Linked DNA regions of Homo sapiens: all the other regions are linked to region 2. Evidence: chromatin contacts called from ENCODE Hi-C or POLR2A ChIA-PET data. All regions are on one chromosome and are shown on one strand. The core of a region is the stretch at or near the end of the contact, and the rest is flanking DNA. Distances in the headings are between cores, read along the strand shown. Region 1 holds the start of ZNF281 (zinc finger protein 281). Region 2 holds the start of NEK7 (NIMA related kinase 7). Region 3 has its middle 67 kb from the start of LINC00862.

What was found. A loop is a pair of places that touch in the nucleus more often than their neighbours do. ChIA-PET counts read pairs that join two places held with the same protein, here RNA polymerase II (POLR2A). Pooled maps may share reads with other maps.
Region 1: a map of naive thymus-derived CD4-positive, alpha-beta T cell shows a loop between it and region 2 (19-fold over the local background). The contact joins the promoter of ZNF281 here to the promoter of NEK7 in region 2. A Hi-C loop is called at or near these places in 3 of 168 maps with a recorded cell type or tissue (CD4-positive, alpha-beta memory T cell and naive thymus-derived CD4-positive, alpha-beta T cell), 2 of 37 single-sample maps with no recorded cell type and 12 of 50 pooled maps.
Region 3: a pooled map shows a loop between it and region 2 (4-fold over the local background). The contact joins the enhancer-like site here to the promoter of NEK7 in region 2. A Hi-C loop is called at or near these places in 2 of 37 single-sample maps with no recorded cell type and 3 of 50 pooled maps. POLR2A ChIA-PET finds 5 or more read pairs at or near these places in 1 of 52 experiments (BJ).

What each region holds. Positions count from the first base shown.
Region 1 is chr1:200,408,706-200,412,411 of GRCh38, reverse strand. It overlaps ZNF281 (zinc finger protein 281), which reads left to right and starts at 2,376. Exons shown (of 2, transcript NM_001281293.2): 1 at 2,376-2,466; 2 at 2,689-3,706. The coding sequence starts at 2,707. RefSeq lists enhancers at 516-1,122, 1,798-1,847, 1,394-1,971, 1,972-2,549, 2,550-3,127 and a silencer at 2,188-2,367.
Region 2 is chr1:198,155,262-198,158,677 of GRCh38, reverse strand. NEK7 (NIMA related kinase 7) reads right to left here and starts at 1,680. Exons shown (of 10, transcript NM_133494.3): 1 at 1,402-1,680. RefSeq lists enhancers at 955-1,004, 2,435-2,494 and a silencer at 1,245-1,844.
Region 3 is chr1:200,305,450-200,308,900 of GRCh38, reverse strand. No RefSeq gene overlaps it. Among named protein-coding and RNA genes, the nearest start is that of LINC00862, 67 kb to the left of the region's middle. Within about 2 kb of position 1,285, at least 2 of the 41 ENCODE cell types and tissues checked have a DNase peak (open chromatin) inside an H3K27ac peak, as active enhancers do.

The DNA of each region.
Region 1 (3,706 bases), core at 1,127-3,626, 2.3 Mb before region 2:
CGTTGACTAATATTTTACGACTGCCTTAAGTTTTTGAACTTTCAGTCTTTAACACTTAGCTATTGTAGAAAAAAACAAAAACAAAAACAAAAAAACAACTCAGCCTCTCCTATACTCTCACTCAACAATCAACACAGAAGATTTCTGCGACCAAATGTGTAGGGGTTTCTCCCCACACACCGAGCAAGCAATCAATTCTGCAGCAGACACCACTGGGGTGTCCTCCAATTCAATTCTGACACTACCTACCTGGAGACAGCATCAGATCCCCCAGATTAAGAGCCCAGGCCTACAAGACTGGCCGGCCGCATTTCAGATGCCAATCACAAGCCCCAGGTAGTTTTACCTGTGCTTCTGACTGACCAGCTGTAAATCGGGGTTCCCATGACCCCTTCCTTGGGCTTGATTAATTTGCTAGAGCAGCTCATAGAACCCAGGCAAACACTTACGTTTTCCGGTTTACTATTAAGGACATTACAAAGGCTATCGATGAACACCAGATGAAGAGATGGATGGGGGAAAGTCTGTGGGAAGGGGCGCGGAGCTTCCACGCCCTTTCCGGGTGCGCCATCCTCCTGGAACCTTCACGGGTTCGCTTACAGGAAGCTCTCCAAACCCCGTCCTTTTTTAGGTTTTTATGAAGGCTTCATTACACAGGCATGATTGATTAAATCATTGGCCATTGAAGATCAACTTAACCTTCAATCCCTCTCTCCTCCCCGGAGGTCGGGGGGTGGGACTGAAAGTCCCAAACTCTAATCCTGCCTTGGTCTTTCCGGTGACCAGCCCCCATCCTGAAGCTACCTAGGGGTTGCCAGCCATCATCAGTCGCTTCATTAGCATACAAAAAGACATTTATTACTTTGCAGATTCCAAGGATTTTTAGCAGTTGTATGCCACAAAACGGTTCAAAGTCCAAATATATATTTCACAATATCACAACTATACTTGACAGTATTAAAGTGTCAGTTTAAGTGGTGGAATACTTACATGTTGTTTCATGGGATTAGAAAAAAAGCAATTTCTTCTTATCTCAAAATTCTCATTAAATATTGTCTGTAAAATTTTTAGGGCAGGCTGAGAGAGGTCCATAAGTATTAGTAAATAATCCCTATGGTTTCGATTGTGAAATTTCCCAGAGAATTTATTATTTAATTATGAGAAGTTATTTAGCTAGAAACATTGTGATGTACATGTAACTTCATTAAGAAAACATACTATGTAAATAAGCTGTTGTCATAGTTCTAGTTCTTTTATTTAAAATTTCTCATTTATAAATATCCTTTGCTAGGAAAGTGTCTGGTTTAGATTTCTGCATGCTTAACATGAAATCGAGTGCCTTGTGTACATTAGACACTGAATAAATATTTGTTGTTTGATTTTGTTGATATAACTTTGATTTTAAGATTTTACTTCATAATTTTCCCTTACAAGAAAAATTTCTAAATTTGCAATGAGTTTCTCGGTATTCTGTACTGGCGAGGAAAGAGTTGATCCTAGCAGAGCTCTTAGAATGGCCTGGTGGTTAATTTTTCATAAACAATATAAAGGGCCAGGCATTCATAACGTGGCAAACAGACTGATTAGCCAGGCTAAGGTACGGGGGCATTTAAATAAGATGTAATGATAATGAAGTATGTGTGTGGGCGTGTTTTACAGGACTGCTGCACCTGGATTACGCTCGGTTTCCTCTTCCAGTAGCCTTCAGGAAGGTTGGCAGTAAGACAAGTTTTTTTCTTTTTCTTTTTTTTTTTTTTGTTGCAACGGTACCACTAATTGCGGTTTCAAAGCAGGCTCCTCCCATAAATGCAAAGGATATGCGCCCATTATTAGTGCTTCCAAATTCAAAGGGATAACATAAGCACCTGTTTTAATAAATGTTGAGCATTTGGAGTTGAATGCTTCTTGATAGAATCAAAAGTGCCCTCAATGATCCACTTCTAGGTTTGAATTTTATTTCAAGACCTGGATTGCAAAACCTAGAGTGAAGAAAGCCCTAACATTGAATCCTCAGTTTCCCTCACCTTCTCTTCCAGCCCCTTTCTCTGCATCTCCCACGCCACGCTGTAGTACAGTCCCCCGTAACTTCCCGCCCCTTGGGTTCCACCTCCTGAGCGTCTTTCCCCCAGAAACCCTCAACCACTTTCATCTCCTTCAGTGCAGCCCACCAATCACGCCTGTTCGCCTCGAAAGCCCCTTTTTAGCAGGGCTCCAAATCCCCGCCTCCCCTGCCCTTGCTCCCCCGCCTCCGCCCAACGGCCCCAGTGATTGACAGGCAGGCCGGGCGGAAGCTGCGGCGCAGGCGCCCTGGCTCCTTAGCCCTCCCCTCTGGCCGGGTCGAGGAGTTCCCAGCAGACACTGCGCCGCGGCTGCGCAGTACACGGGAGGCTTTTAATTCCATTGTGGAGAGGACGGCGTTATTTTTATTAACTGGAGGCGACGGCGGCTGCGGCGGCGGCGGGACCCGTAAGTATTGCCGGTGGGTCCAGGAGGGAGAGGGCGAGGCCTGGGGAAGAGTCGCAGGACCATGCGTGCCGGTGCCGGAGGCGACTGGGCTGGGAATTAGTGCTGGGCGCGTTGCGGTCTGGGCGGCGGCGCGGCGGGGTCCTTAGCGCTGCGGTGGTCCCGGCCCGGGGCCCGGTTCCACCTCCTTTCCTCCCTCTTCCCTCTTCCTCCTCCTTTCTTCAGCCAGGCCTCCTCCGGGGTATGAAAATCGGCAGTGGGTTCCTGAGTGGCGGCGGAGGTACCGGCAGTAGCGGTGGTAGCGGCTCCGGCGGCGGTGGTAGTGGCGGCGGCGGCGGCGGCGGCAGCAGCGGCAGGAGGGCAGAGATGGAACCCACCTTTCCCCAGGGTATGGTTATGTTCAACCACCGTCTTCCCCCGGTCACCAGCTTCACCCGGCCGGCGGGGTCGGCCGCCCCTCCCCCGCAATGCGTGTTATCCTCCTCTACCTCCGCAGCCCCGGCCGCTGAGCCCCCCCCTCCGCCAGCCCCGGACATGACTTTCAAGAAGGAGCCGGCGGCGTCAGCCGCGGCCTTCCCCTCGCAGAGGACCTCCTGGGGGTTCTTGCAGTCTTTGGTTAGCATCAAACAGGAGAAACCCGCGGATCCTGAGGAGCAGCAGTCCCACCACCACCATCACCACCACCACTATGGGGGGCTGTTCGCTGGAGCTGAAGAGAGGTCTCCAGGCCTAGGAGGCGGTGAAGGGGGGAGTCACGGCGTCATCCAGGACCTCAGTATTCTCCACCAGCATGTCCAGCAGCAACCAGCCCAGCACCACCGTGACGTATTACTCAGCAGCAGTAGCAGGACTGATGACCACCATGGCACTGAGGAGCCAAAGCAGGACACTAATGTCAAAAAGGCAAAAAGGCCAAAGCCAGAATCTCAGGGAATCAAAGCCAAGAGGAAGCCAAGTGCATCTTCCAAACCTTCTTTGGTTGGAGATGGAGAAGGTGCCATCCTCTCCCCAAGTCAGAAACCTCATATCTGTGATCACTGTAGTGCTGCTTTCCGAAGCTCCTATCACCTGCGGAGACATGTCCTCATTCATACAGGAGAAAGACCTTTCCAGTGCAGCCAGTGTAGTATGGGTTTCATTCAGAAATACCTACTACAGAGACATGAGAAAATTCATAGTAGAGAGAAGCCATTTGGATGTGATCAGTGCAGCATGAAGTTTATTCAGAAGTACCATATGGAGA
Region 2 (3,416 bases), core at 431-2,930:
GAGTTGCCACAAAGCATTAGAGGGTTAACTGTATCTCCTGTTTTACTGTTCACCGTTTTCAGGGTTTGACCGGTTGTCCCAAACATACTGTAGCTTTTGAGTGCAAGGACTATGCCATTCTTCGACCACACCACCAGCAGCTCAAGGTCCTGAACAGAACATATTTATAATACACATACTCTGTACTTTAATTCTCTAATGCAACCTGACAAGACATACTGCTGTCGCCTGGAGGGAGTGTGCATAGCCTTGAAACTGTAAATTCCTTGGAGGAGGAACTAGAAACAGTGGTTCCCATTATGATGGGTACATTAGGCTCTACAAACTATGGAAATGTGGTGTTTTCAATTGCATCCTTGAGCTCAGTAACCTCAAAGGAGAATAATCATTTTATTTCTGTGTATTTCTGATTTTCAGTTCAGTCACCAGAATTGCGCAAGGACAGTAACATGTATCTTACTGTAAACTAAGTATATTTTTTAGCATTTCTCCCCAGTGAGGACTACAGCAAGGTGAGAACACGATACATCATCTCTCCGCGACCCCAGTACGCTCCCAGTGCAAGACTAAATAGAGGATGCTGCGGTTTTAGGAGTGAAGGCCTACAGTGTAACAGAGGCAACAGAAGTTCTTTAGCTCTCAAGGCAGCATCCTCTAGGTTGTGCTCGCTTCCTTACACTGTTCTGCGGTCATACGGTCTTGTCACTTTTCTCTGTTTTCCTTTGGCTACCCTTCTCTGACTTTGGCCTCAGTTTTCAATTTCTTTTCCATTGCCACCATCACCAGCAATGTTCGCTATTGCCTCGCAATCCCTCTCTCCGACATTTTGTAATCCCGAGTCTCTCCCAAGTTCATTCTCCGACAGACCTCTCACGCTCCCTGTACTTCTGAAGCCACTTCGGATTCTCCCCTATCTGCCGGCTCCCACCACCCACTCTCTCCCAGCGCACTTCACTTTCCTAAGTCGGGCTGCTGCCGAATCCTGACAGACGGACTTCACCAATCCGCGAGAGATAAATAACCGACGTCGCCAATGAGCATCCGCCGGAAGGCGGGACTTCGCTTAAGTTCCTCGGGTCCCGAAACCAAAGACCTGTTGCCGCCGCCGCCGTGGCCACGGAGTTTCTTAGTTACCGCGGCGCCCTTGGCGGCCTCGGGCCTCTAGAGCCGGGGCCAGGTATGAAGTTTCCTGCCGCCCCCTCCCACCGCTGCCAACGAACAAGACCGAAACCCCCATCCGCCTCGAGCGCAGCGCGCCCCGCCCCACCTACCCCGAGCGAGGGTATCCCGGAGGCCGCCCCGCGCGGTCCCGACCTCCCTCTCCCGGCCCGACTCCCGCAGGCGGCCCCTCCCGGCAGGAGCTGCCCGGTCCGGGCGCCTGAACCCTGGGCAGCGACTCACCAGGAAGTTGGGAGTTTTCCGTTCTCCCGCCCGCGAGAGACCTTGGGCGGGCGGGTGGCTCGGCGCGGCGCCGCCGTCGGAAAGCGCGCTGGGCCGGGGGCTGAGGCTGCGAGGCCCGGAGCCTGTCGGCCACCTCCCGCCGCGCCGCCCCGGCGGACGCTGCAGGCGCGGGGCACCCACCCTGCGCACTGCGAGGCGCGTCCGGAGTGCGAGCCTAGCGGCGGCCCATCCTCCCGCGACTCCCGATCCTCCTCCTGCTGCCGCCGCTGTCAGGAGTGTAAACATCCCGGCATCCCCGAGGAGAGGGGCGGGGCGGGCGCCGGCCCCACCCCGCGTCGTGAGTCCAGGCCGGCTGCCCGATGGAGGCTTCCCGCCTGCGTCCCCGGCGCTCCCTGGAGCTGGGGGAGCCTCGGCGGTTTCCCTACTGGAGCCGAAGTCGCTCTGGAGGAGCCCCTCCTGGCCCCTCTCTTCCGGTTGTCAGGCCTAGCGTGGTGCGGGGCACCGCGTCCGGTCCCCTGAGCCCTCTTCCCCGGCTGCTTTTTAAGAACCCAGGGTCGGCTGCTTTTTAAGAACTTGTTTTTTCTTCATTTATATGTAAGTGCCCCCACTTGCAAGCGGTGAACCGACTTACTGATGTTCCCTTCTGGACCACAGCGTTTGTGATCCCATCTTCTTTTACCAGGTGATTTAAACTACCTCTGTGTTTAATGTGGAGTGCAGGGAAATGAGAAAAAAAAAAAAAGGCGTTTTCCTGAGTCTGGCTAAGCAAACGTTGCATGAAAGTGTCCCAGCATAGAGGACAGGGGCTTCAACAACATTCCAGAAGGTAAACTCCCTGGTGTGGTACGGAGGATCTTTGAAATAAATATGTGCAAAATCACCCAGAACCCTAGTACACGAAACTGCAAAAGGAATGCTTTGACACCAGCAGCTTCACGACTTAAGTTAACAGGGCATGAACTACTCGAGGAGACGGCTAGGAGGCAGTATGGAGTCGGCCATACCTTAATTGTCGTCTCAACTCAGTGATTAATTTTGTGACCTGGCTGCAAGTTATTTAACCTCTCCAAGTCTCAGTAACTCTCTGTAAAAGGAGATTAGTTGTAATACCAACCTCTAGGACCATAGTTAGAATTAAGTGAGATAAAGCAAAGTGCTTAACCACAAAGCTTGGCATATAAGACGTGCTCATTAAATTGTTGCTGTTGTTCATAGGTCTCTCACTAGTTTAACTTCCCTGACAAAAAGATTAGAGCCAAGAATGAGTAGATTATACCTCAAACATTTAAAATGTTAAAGCCATGAAATTAAGATCTGGAAAGTTTATTTTTAAAAAGAAAAATGGCCGGGCGCAGTGGCTCATGGCTGTAAGCCTAGCATTTTGGGAGGCCAAGTGGGGGGGGGGGTGATCACCTGAGGTCAGGAGTTCGAGACCAGCCTGGCCAACATGGCGAAACCCTGTCTCTACTAAAAATACAAAAACTAGCCGAGCGTGGTGGCAGGAGTCTATAATCCCAGCTACTGGGGAGGCTGAGGCAAAAGAATCGCTTGAACCCGAGGCGGGGAGGAGGTTGCAGTGAGCAGAGATCGCGTTACTTCACTCCAGCGTGGGTGAAAGAGCGAAAATCCGTCTCAAAAAAATAAATAAATAAATGAAAACGTTCACGATCTCAAAAGGAGGCCTTGATTCATGTGGCTCAACAAATATTCATAAATGGGCTAGGCAATGTTCTAAGGAATGAGGATACAACAGCTCACCGAGATATACAGTGCCTGCTGTCATAGAGCTTATATTGTAGTCGGAAAGGCCAAAAAAAAAAAAAAGCCAATAAATACCTACTATGCCAGATGGTGAGTCATAGAAAAATAAAGCAGGGTAGGGAGACATGGGGAGGGAGGATGCTATTTTAAATATGTTTGTCTGGGAATGCCTCTCTGACATTTGAGCAGAGAACTAAGGAAGTGAGAAATTAGCCATTTGGCTACCCAGGGTTAGAATATTTTACACAGAAGGA
Region 3 (3,451 bases), core at 36-2,535, 2.2 Mb before region 2:
AAGTAGAGATATTAAGATTCTGGGTCTTGACCAGGCACAGTGGCTCACGCCTGTAATCCCAGCACTTTGGGAGGCTGAGGCAGGCAGATCACGAGGTCAGAAGTTCAAGACCAGCCTGGCCAACATGGTGAAACCCCGTCTCTACTAAAAATACAAAAATTAGCTGGTCATGGTCATGCATGCGTGTAATCACAGCTACTCAAGAGGCTGAGGCAGGAGAATTGCTTGAACCGGGACCCCAGAGGCAGAGGTTGCAGTGAGCCAAGATCACGCCACTGCACTCCAGCCTGGGCTACAGAGTGAGACTCTGTCTCAAAAAAAAAAAAAACACAAAAAACACACACACACACACAAAACAGATTCTGGGTCTTAATATGGCTGATGACAATAAAATGTCTCAAGATAGATGTATTTGTTTAATGGTATATATTATGTGCCATTAGTAATTCTTAGTGATGAAATTAAGCCTGTGCTTAAATCTTAAACAAGTCAAGCATCCGTCCTTAAAACACTTGGAGGCAGCTGACAGCTCTGTGTAACCTGTGCTGCAAAAATATTCATAGGAACACAGAAGACATTTCTATAAGCTAAACAAATAAACAGACCACGTGCAGCAGACCCACCGAGTTACTTGATCCAAAACTCAACTGCCAGAGGATTTAACATATCAACAATAGAGGTGTCAAAAGCATAATGTTTCTGTTGGAAATACCACCCAGAATTCCCAGAGAGCCTTTCCAATTGATTAACTTTGAAACAAAATCCAAACATTCTTGGCTGCAGGGAAAAGTTTATCGGTTTTTTTTTCCCCCAACACACTACTAATTTTGAACTAAAAATCATTTGATGTCAAAATTTTTCTTCTGAATAAGATGCTATTGGTATCTTATATTCTAACCATCCTCCCAGAATGTCCAGTTTCTTCCATTTTACAGAATTTTTGTCACAACACGAAAAATGAGGTTGCTCTGCTGAATTTGTAGTATAGAAAGTGGGACATGGATGGGCTTCAAGACGTCCAAATTTATCTACAAAAAACTATTGTGTATGTGTTTTTTTTTTCTGGAGAGAGGATTCAGGCTTTCATAATATTCTGCAGGCTGTGAGCTCCTCTTTCCCCATTTAAGAAGCATTCATGGGCCCTAACATAAATACAATAGGAATATAATTTGCAGCAAGAATTCTCCTTTCCTCTCCCTGAGATGTATTTCCTTATAAGGCCGAGAGGTGGCAGCATAAACACCAGCCTGTAGCAGCCCCATTTTCCTGACGGTGGAAAACTTTTAAAGGTGAAATTTATCTATGTGAGATCCTGTCAATAACCTTGATTTGGCTTGGATAGATTGTGGACATAATGTCCCATCAAACTGCCCTAAAATATTCGTAGAGGAGTAGCGTGAGATTGAATCAGCAGTCCTGGACTTTGAGGTCACAAAAATTGAAAGACAACGTTTTGTTAGAAGTTGAGCACCATGGAGAGAAAAGCACAGAGCTTGATTATTGGTTGACTCAGAGGCATTTACATATTCCATATCAAATCAAATATAATTTCTTGAGTGGCGATTAGTATTTTATTTTACTACATAGTATCATTGTTTAAATAGTATATAAGTTACCCTAAGAGATTACTTATTCTGAATAGGAAAATACTTTTGTTTCTTGGAACCAACAGCCAAAAGATCTCTTTCAGTTCTTGTCCTTAGGTGACTGAGAATAACAGAAAAAGGAAGTTGTTTTGCACATGTAGATTCTGTGGATTTTTATTTTGATAATTAAGTATCACTTTCATTTCCTGTGAAAGTATGAGAAGCATGGATGCAGAGGCATGCTACAATTTTTATGCACACTGGATAGTTTTTTTCTTCTTTAAACATGTCTAGCCAATTCAAATATGAGAATTTTACGTAGCTGGTCAGGCACGGTGGCTCACACCTGTAATCCCAGTACTTTGGGGAGTTGAGGTGGGCAGATCACTTGAAGTCAGGAGTTAGAGACCAGCCTGGCCAACAAGTTGAAACCCCATCTCTAATAAAATTACAAAAATTAGCCAGGCGTGGTGGTATATGCCTGCAGTCTTAGCTACTTGGGAGGCTGAGGCAGGAGAATCACTTGAACCCGGGAGGCGGAGGTTGTAGTGAGCCAAGATCGCACCACTGCACTCCAGCCTGGGCGACAGAGCAAGACTCTGTCTCAAAAAAAAAAAAAAAAAGAAAAAAAAGAATTTTAAGTAGCAGACTCTAGGTCTTAATATGGTTTATGATTGTAAATGTCTCAGGATAGACTCATTTGTTTAATGGGGTATATGATGTGATGCTAGTAATTCTTAGTGATGAAATTAAGCCTGTGTTTAAATCTTAAAGAAGTCAAACATCCAACTTTAAAATAATTATAGCTGGGCATTGTGGCTATATCCCAGCACTTTGGGAGGCCAAGGCAGGTGTATCACAAGGTCAGGGGATTGAGACCATCCTGGCTAACACGGTGAAATCCCGTCTCTACTGAAAATACAAAAAATTAGTAGAGTGTGGTGGCACACGCCTTTAGTCCCAGCTACTCGGGAGGCTGAGGCAGAATTGCTTGAACCCAGGAGCCGGAGGCTGCAGTGAATTGAGATCATGGCACTGCACTTTAGCGTGGGCGACAGCGAGACTCTGTCTCAAAAACAAACAAAACAATCACTAGATGGGCTTAGATGAGACAGATTTTGCCTATTATTTGTATTCCTTTAGAAAGTTTCCATAAAATTCATAATTATTAGGTAACAGAAAGCATGTATGCACACACAACTTCACAGTTTCAGGCTATTCTATGTGGGAGAAGATGATAGATATGAAGGGCCTGGTGGCATTTGACAAACAGAAGCAATGCAAATTTTGTGGGTGGAATACAATTTGAGAACTATTTGCCAGCTTGTTTTGGTTCATTTTTCATAGTCCAGTTCAATCTGTGAAGTTCCCTTGAAATGTAAGATAATCTCCTGGGGTGAAACAGGAACAAAGTGTTTGCATTATGAGTCCAGCTTCTCTCAGATAATTAGTAACTTTAGAAGGGCCATCAGTTGATCAATTAATTAATCAATCAATTATTACTTATTTGGACATCTATTTATTATCTAGTTCTCTGCTAAGTGTTGTGAGGAATATGGGAGAAATTTAATGCATAATCTCATACTTGCATCCATGTTACCTTCTGTGCCTTCATATGTGGGGTAGGGAGAAGGAAGTGTGCTATAGGAAGCCATGGATAGGCAGGGGTGTCAAACGGCAATTTTTTAGGTGTTTTAACATAAACACTTCTGCCGGGTGCAGTGGCTCGCGCCTGTAATCCCAGCACTTTGGGAGGCTGAGGCGGGCTGATATCTTAAGGCCAGGAGTTCGAGACCAGCATGGCCAACATGGTGAAACCCCGTCTCTACTAAAAATACACAAATTAGCCTGGCGTGGTGGCATGT